Regions from separate parts of the Homo sapiens genome. Here region 1 is linked to region 2. The links are chromatin contacts, found by Hi-C in ENCODE. All regions are on one chromosome and are shown on one strand. Each heading gives the region's core, a stretch centred on a gene start or an enhancer-like site at or near the end of the contact. The rest is flanking DNA. Distances are from core to core; before and after follow the strand shown.

Region 1 (6,108 bases), core at 1,691-4,190, 570 kb after region 2:
AACCCTTAGGATTAAAGTTTCTCTTATAAAAGAGAGGGGGGAAATGTCAGAGGCATTTGAACTGGAGCGACTCCATCTTGGATAGAGACTAAGTAAAATAAAGCTGAGACCTCCTGGGTGGCATTCCCAGACGGTTAGGCATTCTAAGTCACAGGATGAGTTAAAAGGTAGGCACAAGATATAGGTCATAAAGACCTTGCTGATAAAACGGGTTGCAGTAAAGAAGTCAGCCAAAACCAAGGTGGCGACGAGAGTAACTTCTGGTCATCCTCACTGCTACACTCCCACCAGCGCCATGACAGTTTACAAGTGCCATGGCAATGTCAGGAAGTTGCCCTATATGGTCTAGAAAGGGGAGGCATGAATAATCTACCCCTCATTTAGCATATAATCAAGAAATAATCATAAAAATGGGCAACCAGCAACCCCTGGGGCTTCTTTGTCTGTAGAGTAGCCATTCTTTATTCTTTTACTTTCTTAATAAACTTGCTTTCACTTAAAAAGAAAAAAATATATATATGGCTGTTTCATCGATGTTAAAAATCTGTTATTTAGTGTAGCCACCTTCACCAATGATCTTAGTTAGATCTAGAGAACTTACTGCAGCTTCTATATTTAGGACTTGCTGCTTTACCTTGCACCTTTATATTACAGAGACCACTTCTTTCCTTAAACCTCAGGAACCAACATCTGCTAGCTTCAACTTTTTCTCCTGCACCTTCCTCATCTCTCTCAGCCTTCATACAATTGAAGAGAGTTAGGGCCTTGCTCTGGATTAGGCTTTGGCTTAAGGGAATGTTGTGGCTGATTTGATCTTCTATCCAGATGACTAAAATTTTCTCCCTGTCAGTAGTAAGGCTGTTTTGCTTTATTATCATTTGTGTATTCACTGGAGTAGCATTTTCATTTCCTTCTAGAACTTTTCCTTTGCATTCACAACTCGACTAAACTGAATGGTGAAAGGCAGCCTTGCTCTCGGCCTATGTCAGCTTTCAACATGCCCTTCTCACTAAGCTTAATCATTGCTAAATCATAGCTTTTGATTTAAAGTGAGAGTTGGGCAAGTCTTCCTTTCACTTGAATACTTAAAGGCCACTGTAGCCCTAATTTCAATATTGTTGTGTCTCAGGGAATAGGGAGGCTAGAGGAGAGGGAAAGAGATTGGGAAAATAGCCAGTCAGCAGAGCAGTCAAAATACACGCAACATTGATCAAAATTAAGCCATTTTATATGGGCTTGGTTTGTGGTGCCTGAAAACAGTTACAATAGTAACATCAAAGATCATTGATCTCAGATCACTCTAAGAAATATAATAATAATGAAAAGTTTGAGGCCAGGCGCTGTGGCTCATGCCTTTAATCCTAATACTTCAGGAGGCCAAAGTGGACAGATCGCTTGAGCCTGAGAGTTCAAGGCCAGCTTGGGCAACATGGCGAGACCCCATAGCTAATAAAAATACAAAAAATTAGCTGGGTGTCGGGGTGCGCGCCTGTACATCCAGCCACTCGAGAGGCTGAGGTGGGAGCTCAGGAAATGGAGGCTGCAGTGAGTTAAGATCACACCACTGCATTCCAGCCTGGGTGACGGGAGGGAGACCCTGTCCTTAAAAAAAAAAAAAGTTTGAAATGTTGCTACAATTACGAAAATGTGACCCAGAGACATGTGGTGAGCTCATGCTGTTGGAAAAATGGTGCTGATAGACTTGCAGGACACAGGGTTGTCAAAAATCTTCAGTTTGTAAAAATCACGATATTTGTGAAATGCAATAACTACAAAGCACAGTAGAATGAGGTGTGCTCATACACCTAACCATTAGCAGTGCTTAGTTCTGGGTAGCAGAAGTGTGAATGCTTTTAATTTCTTTCTTTATGCTTTTCTGCATTTTCAAAAATCAAAGTATACCAGAGGACCCTCCCTGCAAATAATCTGTGGTGCTGACTTCTCACAAAGCAGTCATATAAGCCTCCAAAGACCTTCAGGATCGGAATACTAAGAAGGTAAAATAAATTGGAAGATGTGGCCTGGGTGCAGTGGCTCACGCCTGTAATCCCACCACTCTGGGAGGCCTAGGCGGTGGATCACCTGAGGTCAGGAGTTTGAGACCAGCCTGGCCAACATAGCGAAACCCTGTCTCTACTAAAAATACAAAAATTAGCCCGGCCTGGTGGAAGGCACCTGTTAATTCCAGCTTCTCGGGAGGCCGAGGCAGGAGAATCGCTTGAACCCAGGAGGTGGAGGTTGCAGTGAGCCGAGATTGTGCCACTGGACTCCAGCCTGGGTGACAGAGCAAGACTGTCTCAAAGAAAAGAAAAGAAATAGGAAGATGAGTAGATGTGTGCACATCTCTGCAGGGACAGAAAGATATGGGTGTTCCTGGAGCTGCTTACTGCTCTGTTCTGGTAAGTCCCAGAAAGTTCTCAATCTCTGCTGCCCAAGGCCTCCTCTCATAAATCCTTTTACCCTCTCTGCTGATCATGTGGTTGGTCCCTGCAGGGTAGAGGCTACCAAAACTCTGATAAAATATCCTTAATATATACTGAATAGGATACAAAAATGCATGTGGAGTGGAGCACGGTGGCTCATGCCTGTAATCCCAGCACTTTGGGAGGCCGAGGCAGGTGGATCACCTGAGGTCAGGAATTTGAGATCAGCCTGGCCAACACGGTGAAACCTCATCTCTACTAAAAATACAAAAATTAGCCAGGCATGGTGGCACACACCTGTAATCCCAGCTACTCAGGAGGCTGAGGCAGGAGAATCGCTTGAATCCAGGAGGCGGAGGTTGCAGTGAGCCAAGATCATGCCACTGCACTCCAGCCTGGGCAACAAGAGTGAGACTCCCTTTCAAAAAAAAAAAAAAAATGCGTGTGGTTGCAGTTTGCCCTAAGAGGGCCCATGCTGTCTGGGTGTTCGGTAGCTAAAGTTAGAAAAGGCTTTGAAGTGTCTGAAGAGGAGAGACAGGGAAGTGACTCACAGCTCAACAGCTTCACCCTCTGGCTTTGATGGTCCTTGGCTCCGTGATGCTCAGTGTCTGTGTGAGTCTCAGAGAGCAAAAGCCCAATCCACAGCCCACCTGTTTGTATTCTTCACCCTCATTTGAGATTCTCAGAACTCAAGGAGAGCTCCTTTAGAAAATATGACTGCAGTTGTAGTGTAGTTGAAATATCAAAAACCTTTGTTATTAAAAAACCCAAACCTTTATTATGTCACTTGTAATAAAATATAAATGTGCTAAATTGGCTCAAATAAGTTGGATCAAATAATATTAAATAAAACAAAGGTGAAAAAAGAAACTTAAAAATAATTTTTTTTTGATGGGATCTCACTATGTTGCCCAGGCTGGTCTTGAATGCCTGGTCTCAAGCAATCTTCCTGTCTAGCTTCCAAAAGTGCTGAGATTACAGGCCTGAGCTACTATGCCCAGCCAAGAAACTATTTAAGTACTATAAGTTTTGTTGTGCTCGCTTCGGCAGCACATATACTAAGTACTAAAAGTTTTGTGATATAATTTCTTAAGTTGATAATTCTATTTTAGTCTTTCAACCTGATTATAAGAATTTGGGACAAAGGCTCACGTAAACATGACTTTGGCTCGGGGCAGTGGCTCATGCCTGTAATCCCCCCATTTTGGGAAGATGAGGCAGGAGGATCTATCACTTAAGGCCAGGAGTTTGATGCCAGTCTGGGCAACATAGTGAGACCTCAAATCTACAAAAAATAAAATTAGTCATGTGTGATGGTGTGTGCCTGCCGTCCTAGCTACTTAGGAAGCTGAGGCGGGAGGATCCCTTGAGCCCAGGAGTCAAGGCTGCAGTGAGCTATAATTGTGTCACTGCACTCCGGTCTAGGTGACAGACTCTGTCTCGCTTAAAAAAAAATTAACATGGCTTCATTCCTCATAAAACATTGTGATGAAGAGTCACAATGTTTTGAGTCACTATTCTCTTTACTCCATCTTTGGAGAGGTACGGTGGAGGAGAACAAAAAATGGCCCAAACCAAGCCTTTTAAAGCCTCCTGAAGCACTCAATTCATTTTCTGTCTTGTCCCTTTAAAGGAGAGACATGGCTGGTTCCATCATTCTCTCTCCTCTACTGCGGTGTCACTACACACTTCCACCATTTCCACTGGTCACCTGGAATTGTAACTACAGACTACAGTATTTGTTCCTGTTTTTGTTGTTTTTCGAAATGGAGTCTCACTCTGTCACCCAGGCTGGAGTGATTCTCCTGCCTCAGCCTCCCAAGTAGCTGGAATTATAGGCACACGCCACCATGCCTGGCTAATTTTTGTGTTTTTATTAGAGACGGGGTTTCACCACGTTGACCAGGCTGGTCCTGAACTCCTGGCCTCAGGTGATCCTCCCACCTCAGCCTCCCAGGGAAGTGCTAGGATTATAGGCATGAGCCACTGCAGCTGGCCTGTTCCTGTATTTGCATCTGAACAGTATTTGTATCTGGACAGGAACTCTCTTCCCTCTTGAAGTCAAGGATCACGTCAGAACAGATAGAATAATGTAAATATGTGAGCTGGCAATTTGGAAATAATATTCCACAGAGACAATCTTGTCCCACCCCAGAGCCCTGGATGCACATGTGTATAAAAAAGAACACCTCAGTTAAAGAATCCTTCCAGCCCCATGCATCCGAACAAACAGCTGAAATGAATTTTCAGCTGAGTTTTCACAACGCTCATTGCAAGCTCTTTGCCCTCATTAAATTATCAGGAAAATGCAAGTAATTTATTATGTGTAATCACATCATTCGCGGTAGCACTTCGCCCAGAGAAACCTAGCCCAATATGGTAACATCAGAACAATGCTTCACCTCACATCTTCCTTTGAAAGATAAAGAAAACACAGAATCATTCTGCTTCTCTCCGGGAAGGAAGGCAAAGCGTTTCCCCAGGCCCTCAGAACACCATCTGGCTGCAGTCTTTCCTTTTAGGGACCTGGTATTTTCTGGCCCAGGGACAAAGCGCATTTATTTCAGATGGATCAACACTGTCACCCAGCGGGCAGACAGCTGGGCAGGCTGAGGCCTTAGCCTTGCTCTTGGCTTGACAGCCAGATACTGACAGCCAGTATTTGAATAGGAACCTGTTTGTTTCGGGTGATCAGGATTAATTGTTAATATTCTCTTGGAGGGAACTGGGACAACCTCAGCTGACAAGCCTTTGATTTGGATGTCATGGGTGAGTGCAACTTAAGAAAGACATATATTTTCATCGTGCTGATGCTTTTTTTTTTTTTTAAGCCACTAGTGAATTTATAAGAAGCACAGGCTGTAAACCAACCAAGCATGTCTACCAAGACTCCCAGAATCAAATAGGTTTGCAGGAGCAGGGTGATATTTGGTCACCTGTCAGGTACTCTGGGAAGACTCCTCTACCACAAAATAAGACTAGTTGTTCATTGTTCGTAGTGACAGTGATGAATATTTTGAAAACTGAAAATAGATGTGTGTGTGTGTGTGTGTGTGGTGTGTGTGTGTGTGTATCTGTGTATTGAAATGTCAGGAAATAATCTGCATTACTACGGTGAAATCAGTGGATGAGTTAGTCTTTGTTTCTCTATTTTGTATATATCTCAGAAGACATGCACGGGATGCAACCTCTGTCCCATCTCATTTGTACTGAGTCCTTTTCTCTTGTCTAAACTGTCACTTGACACTTGAAACAAGCTGGATTCCTTTGCATATTGAGGTAGGCTCTGTGCCTTCTTGCTAAATGTACGGTTGAATTATTTCTTCTCCCCAGCTGGAACTCATCAACAAGCTGAAAGCATTCATCTGGGAACACTTTACACTTCTTACGAGCATGTCCGAGGAAGTGGGGGCTGAGACTTCACCTTGTAGAAACTCTTGCAGAATTTTGATTAAAAGCAGTCTCTGTTCATAGTGAGAAAATCTGGATTTGAATTCTGATCCCACCACATGCGAGCTCCTTGACCTTAGATAAGTTAACCTGTGTCTCAGTTTCCACCTCTGTTATCAGGGATAAAATTAGTACCTACCCCCTGGATTGCTGTGAGGATTTAGATAAGAAAATACACATGAATAACTTAGCACAGTGCCTGGGCACATAGTTAAAGATCAATAAACATTAGTAT
Region 2 (6,365 bases), core at 3,247-5,746:
CTGATCATGGGTTATAACAAGTATAAGTCATTTTAAAGGTCTCGTTCTTTGGATGCTTCTAATTAGGCAGTTGCCAAAACTGATGCAATCAGTAAGGCCATAATCTCTCTGGTCTTATGATTTCTGCTAAATTTCTAATGGGGACCTAAGAGTCCAACCGCAGTTTGGGTTCTATAAGCAAAGCAAACTCGGCACAGACACAAACAGCGAGAAAGGCAGCAGTTACGACAATGTTGCAACAGGCTAACTTCTTTCCAGGCTGATGCCTGGGGCACAGGAGCCTCCCTGTGTCCAGCAGCACTTGAAGTGTGGATCCCTCCACAGATGACCTGCCTGTCTCTCCTCTGCCAACCCCTGTTCTCCTCCTTGCCCAACCTCTGACACCACCTATCTCAGAAAATGGGGAGGCTGCTGCCCCCCAAATGCTCATCCTGCCATCTAGGAGCCACTGCCCTCAGACCCCTCCCATCCCTATTCTGTCTCCAATGGAAGAAACTACTACAGAAACACCCTCCCCCTAGTACCCTCTACTCCCCCAACCATCTCGTTCTCCTATGACATCCCTTATACAGTGCTCACCATATCTAGAAATTATTTTCACAATCTTTTTTTTTATAAATATGATACTTGCAATCCCTATTTGAAATAAAGGGAAAACAACACACAAATGCTTTTTACTTTAGGGTAGTATGCATGACACATCTGCATTTGCACTGGGGACCAACACACACACACACACACACACACACACACACACACGCACACACACAAGAGTGGGACCAACTGCTCTCATATTATTCACACAGGAGGCAAACAAGATTTTACTGGCAACTTTTTTTTTTTTTTTTCCAGACGGAGTCTCATTCTATTGCCAGGCTGGAGTGCAGTGGCACAATCTTGGCTCACTGCAATCTCCGCCTCCCAGGTTCAAGAGATTCTCGTGCCTCAACCTCCCAAGTAGCTGGGATTACAGGCACACATCACCATGCCTGGCTAATTTTTGTATTTTTAGTAGAGACGGGGTTTCACCATGTTGGCCAGGCTGCTCTTGAACTCCCGACCTCCAGTGATCCACCCACCTCAACCTCCCAAAGTGCTGGGCTTACAGGCATGAGCCACCATGCCCAGCCAGATTTGGGGGCAATTTTTAAAAATCATCATCTATTTGGGGAAAAGATACTTTAATCTCAAAAAAGAACATGCTATCAGAATGACAATGAACCAACTTAGCTTTGGGAGAAACTCACTTCATTGCATTTACTTTGTCATGGTCCTGCACTAGTTTGGGGATGGACTCAGGAGTGCATCTTGGACTCTAGTGACCTTCTAGGTAGTTCCAAAACTTCAAACACTTCAAAAACCAAAATTTCAGTAATTCAAGAACCACTAATATATCATAACTGTACTACTATTTCCTTAATATTTCTCTTAAATATACTCACATTTTTACTTATATAGTTTTGTTTTAAAAGGAGACTTTGTGTCACTTCCATAAAAGAAAAATCAATATCATGTGTCACAAATAAAAGGTAACCTATGAATAATGCAATAGAAACAAAACATGTTATTGAAGTCCAGTTAGACAGTGTTGCTGGCTGAGGCCTGATCTCACTGTGTAGACCAGGGAGGCTGGCAAGTGGTCAGCAGTGATTAAAGACCATCATCAAACCATGCTTTTCTCTTTAATAACATCAGAGGGATTGAAAGTAAATTGAAAATAAAAGTACTTTCACTCAAGGTGATACAATATTATCCAGTGCTAGACTCAGGTCACATCTAAAGTCATCTCCAGTGGTTCATATCCCACTCTTAGAGTAACAAGAATCATGATACTTTGGTGCATGAATATTGCTAATTCATCCAGCCATTTGACACATTTATTGAGCATCTACTACACTCCGAGCACTGTACACAACAGAAGAAGGAATGAATAAAACAGGCATGGTATTTCTTGCAAACCTTCCAGTGGTGAAACATACATTAAACAAATGGTTACACAAATTATATTTGTGTATATTTGTGTTGTTTTACATACATGTAAGCATACTGTGTGCATATATCTGATATACATATTATATATATGTGTGTGTCTATATGCATCAATTTGGTAAGTGGTTTTGTTTGTTTTGAGATGGAATCTTGCTCTGTTGCCCAGGCTGGAGTGCAGTGACACAATCTTGGCTCACTGCAACCTCCGCTTCCCAGGTCCAAGTGATTCTCCTGCCTCAGCCTCCTGAGTAGCTGGTACTATGGTTGTGTGCCACCACGCCCAGCTAATTCTTTGTATTTCTAGTAGAGATGGGGTTTCACCATGTTGGCCAGGCTGGTCTCGAACACCTGACCTCAAGCAATCTGCCTGCATCAGCCTCCCAAAATGCTGGGATTATAGGTGTGAGCCACCATGCCCAGCCCAATTTGGTAAGTGTTGTAAAGGAAAAATACGAGACGTTATGGCATGGTTTCACAGTAAGACCGTCTTTAGGTAAGGGGCCAGTAAAGACATATAGATAGGAGGATGTAACAATTAAACTGAAGCCTAAAGGTAAACAAACTTTAGCATGTTGAAAGGGTGGGTAACCTCCACACAGAGGTAATGATGTAGAAAAGGTTTGGTTCCTTTGGGGAACTGGAAGAAAGATATGTGCTGAGAGGGCAGCAAGCAAGAGGAGGGTGGAATCAGTGGGCAGGGGGTGGGACAGGGGTGGCGGGGGGGAAGCAGTCTCCTAACCTTTGCCTAAAGGGACCAGAAACTTTCTAGTTCTCTGTGGAAAGATCTTCCATCTTTGTATATCACCCTATAAATGTTTCCTAAAGAAAAATCTGTCTGTTGTTTTCACACACTAATAAATCAGTTCAACACTTTTGCATCATGTGCAGAGGAAGTTTAATTCCTCCTCCATGTGACAGCCTCCAAGTATCTGGAGATGGCCAAGTGTTATTCCAGAACTTTCCCTTCCAGGATGAACACCGTCAAAGTTCCCATGCTCCCTGTTGTCTGTGTCCCTCTTAAAAGGAAGGGTGGCTGGGAGCAGTGGCTCCCACCTGTAATCCTAGCACTTTGGGAGGCCGAGGCGGGTGGATCACCTGAGGTCAGGAGTTCATGACTAGTCTGGCCAACATGGTGAAACCCCATCTCTACTAAAAATATAAAATTAGCTGGGCGTGGTGGTGGGCACCTATAATCCCAGCCACTTGGGAGGCTGGGGCAGGAGAATTGCTTGAACCCGGGAGAGAGGTTGCAGCCAGCTGAGATTGTGCTATTGCACTCCAGCCCGGGCAACAAGAGCGAAACTCCTCTCAAACAAACAAACAAAAACAAAAAAAAGAGGAAGGCAGATTTTCCAATGTCCATTTGTGTTATGGGACTTGAATTTCCTTCTCTGCATATTCTTTGTTTCTAACTGCCTTTCTGGAAAACACCCAATAAGTTATGGTCAGGCCTGAATTCCTTGAGAACTAGGAAATTCTCAAATGCATGCCATCAAAAATATTTATTTCTTCTTTCATGTCTCTTTCCTGCACCTTGGAAGGCAAATTCCATTCGTAGAGGGGAGGGAGGGGGCGCTAAGGAACTTTTTCAAATAATGGAATGATGGCGAACATTCATCTATGCTAAACTCAAAGACATGCCCAAAGTTTGTGATAGAAAATTTAAATACAATATTTACTATTTGAACTGATGTTCCATTTGTGGGTACAGGAATGCTACATTCAGGGAAGGTGAGAATAATGCAAAATCCCCACTCTTGACTGCTGTGGCTACAGACCCAGATTCCCCTGAAGTGAGGGCAGGGTACTGGGGTGGTGCTGTGTAAGCAGGGCACTCTGCCAGGCTCGGATCACACATCTCCTCTTTGAAACTGGTGTGGAAAAAGACACATGAGAGCTTCATGAATAATACAGCAGCCCTGACACGCTGAATGCACATTTCAGCCAAATATATGCACATTTCAACCAAATAAGTTGGTCTCTCCACATCCCCACCCTTTCCTCTCTCCTCCCTCCCTTCAGTGCTCTTTCACCACTTTCGCCAGATTTCTAGGTTTTCTTGCTGCCTCCTGTTGCAAAGTGAATTGTCCCAGGGAAGGAGGGCTAGCTTCCGGATTCCCCCCGTTGCACCTAAAGCCTTCTCCTCCTCTGCCGGCCTTCCAGCTCCCTGACTGCAGCATTGCCCATTAGGCTTCATCAGAGGAGGCTGTGTGTGGCCCAAGGGCAGCAGGTGAAATTCAAAGCAGACAAGTTGCTTCTCCGCATCAGTGCTGATATGTTAGAGGCAGGCAGCCAAAGAAAATGAATATAATAAAGAAAGTCTGGTTTAAGAGCATCTGTTGCTTTTCTTGGAAAATTCTACCCTTTACGCATTAGCCTGCCCATAAGAGCTCTACCTCTGCACATAATCGGAAGAAATAATATTCAAAAAAAGTTTTCAAATACGGGTGTAATAACAATGCAAACAGCATTAAAACTCAGCAGAGTGTAGTGCCGGACGCAAGGTTCTCTCTCATGGGGAGTGCCCCTTATGTAAAGCAGCAGGAAACTGTGCTGGCCATAAAATTACCAACTCCTGAGGGAAGAGACCACATCTGCTTATCTTTACGTTCCTTCAATGGTTGATGCAACGTACCGATTAGTTGTTCAACAAAATATGTTGCATGAATTTGATTCTTAAGAAGAATAACATATACAGGCACTGAAAATAGTTATCTTCTGGGTGGTAGAGCGAAGGTGATTTTTATTTCTGTCTTTGCCTTTTCCACATGTTCCTGATTTTCTCCAGTGAACATGAATATATTTAGTGAGAAAGTTATCAGTAAGAAGGAGATTTTTAGAATTGGAAGGGACCAGAGAAATTAGTCCAATTCTCTTATTCCTTACATGTGGAAACTGAAGCTCAGAGAAGCTAAATGACATGTCCAAAGCCATGTAGCTTGTTAAGGAGAAGGCTGAAAGAAAACTGAGGCCATTCATGTTTCTCGGCCTACTGCCTTTCTTCCCCTATACATATCCTTTGCCTTTCCTGAAAGACAGTTTAGGTGAGACTCTAATCTAATGTTTTGAAAAGGCTTGGACCCAATTTAAAAGCAAACTGTGCTATCCAGTGAGCTTATTCCCCACAGAAGACACTATCTTAGAAAATGCAAAGCATAATTTAAAAGTCATTAAGTAAAACATCCTCTGCTGCTGTGACAGCAAAACGTTCGGCCACTCCTTCATGACAGATGGCCCCATGCATTGACACACACCTCAAAATAGCCTCTGCAAGGAAGCTTAACATCCGAGAAAGGCGGAATAGTGAATGTCACAGAAAAGGGAGAGTTTGCTTGTGGGTTTGCATCTCCAGAAGTAAGAAGACTTAAGAGATATTTACTGTGGGCTCATCTTCCACCAAACTTTTATTGATGTGTGAACTTGAAACTTCTTATCATAAAAATTTCTAACATACAAAAGAGAGAATGTTAAAATGGATTCCATGTAACCAGAGTACAGCTTTATTAATCATTAACTTAGGGTCATCCCCCCAGCCACTGCCTCCCTCCCCATGGGTAATTTTGAAGTCAATCCTGAACATTATAACATTTTATTCATGAGTAGTTTAACATGTACCTCTAAAAGATAAGGACCTTTGTTTAACATAAACATTCAAATGTCATAATGCCTAAAAAATTGATAATAAATCCTTGATACAGCCAAATAACCCGTTTGTGCTCCACTTTTCCTGATTACCTCACAAAAATGTTTAAGGCTGGTTTAATTTGTCAGGCACTGTGTATTATCTCAGTTAATCCTGACAATAACACTATATGGGGGCTGTAGGTAGCCTGGGGGAGCAAGACACATGATCAGGTTAGAGATGTAGGTGGGAGCCTCACTCCCCCAGGCTCTAGACACACTTGACTTATTTTCTTTCTCCTTCAAAAGCCAAGCAGGTGCCTACTTCAGGGCATTTTCATGTTTATTTTTCTTCCTGGTCTTTCCATAGCTGTGAACTCCTCAGAGATCACCCCTGACTGCCCAGTCACTCTCTATTAAAATACCCTGGCTATGTTCCTCAAAACATTTGGTACTATCTACAATTCTCTTGTTTGTTTATCTGCTTGTGTTTCTTTCCAACAGAAGAGACGCTCCATGACAATCGGCTCCTCATCTGTGGAGCTGAGGCTTCTGTACCTACAGCCCTCAGCACAGCCTCTGGCAATGGTAAGTGCTCCATGGTTGTGTGATGCGTGGATTAACATATGCCTGCAAACACAACAGGTATTTGTTGAATGAAATAATGCACACACGCACACATGAGAAAAAGAACAGCCTTGTTTCTGCTGAGCTCCACTCTTGGGCTCTCAGGCACTTGGCCGAGGCCTTTAGCC

What was found. A loop is a pair of places that touch in the nucleus more often than their neighbours do. Pooled maps may share reads with other maps.
Region 1: a map of endothelial cell of umbilical vein shows a loop between it and region 2 (9-fold over the local background). The contact joins two enhancer-like sites. A Hi-C loop is called at or near these places in 6 of 168 maps with a recorded cell type or tissue (Calu3, IMR-90, MCF 10A and 3 more) and 10 of 50 pooled maps.

The regions. Positions count from the first base shown.
Region 1 is chr12:95,331,636-95,337,743 of GRCh38, forward strand. It overlaps LOC105369917 (a long non-coding RNA gene), which reads right to left. Exons shown (of 11, transcript XR_001749265.1): 11 at 5,935-6,023. Among named protein-coding and RNA genes, the nearest start is that of MIR3685, 25 kb to the left of the region's middle. RefSeq lists an enhancer at 3,286-4,202. Within about 2 kb of position 2,941, at least 2 of the 41 ENCODE cell types and tissues checked have a DNase peak (open chromatin) inside an H3K27ac peak, as active enhancers do.
Region 2 is chr12:94,764,720-94,771,084 of GRCh38, forward strand. No RefSeq gene overlaps it. Among named protein-coding and RNA genes, the nearest start is that of MIR492, 66 kb to the right of the region's middle. RefSeq lists an enhancer at 5,802-6,361. Within about 2 kb of position 4,497, at least 6 of the 41 ENCODE cell types and tissues checked have a DNase peak (open chromatin) inside an H3K27ac peak, as active enhancers do.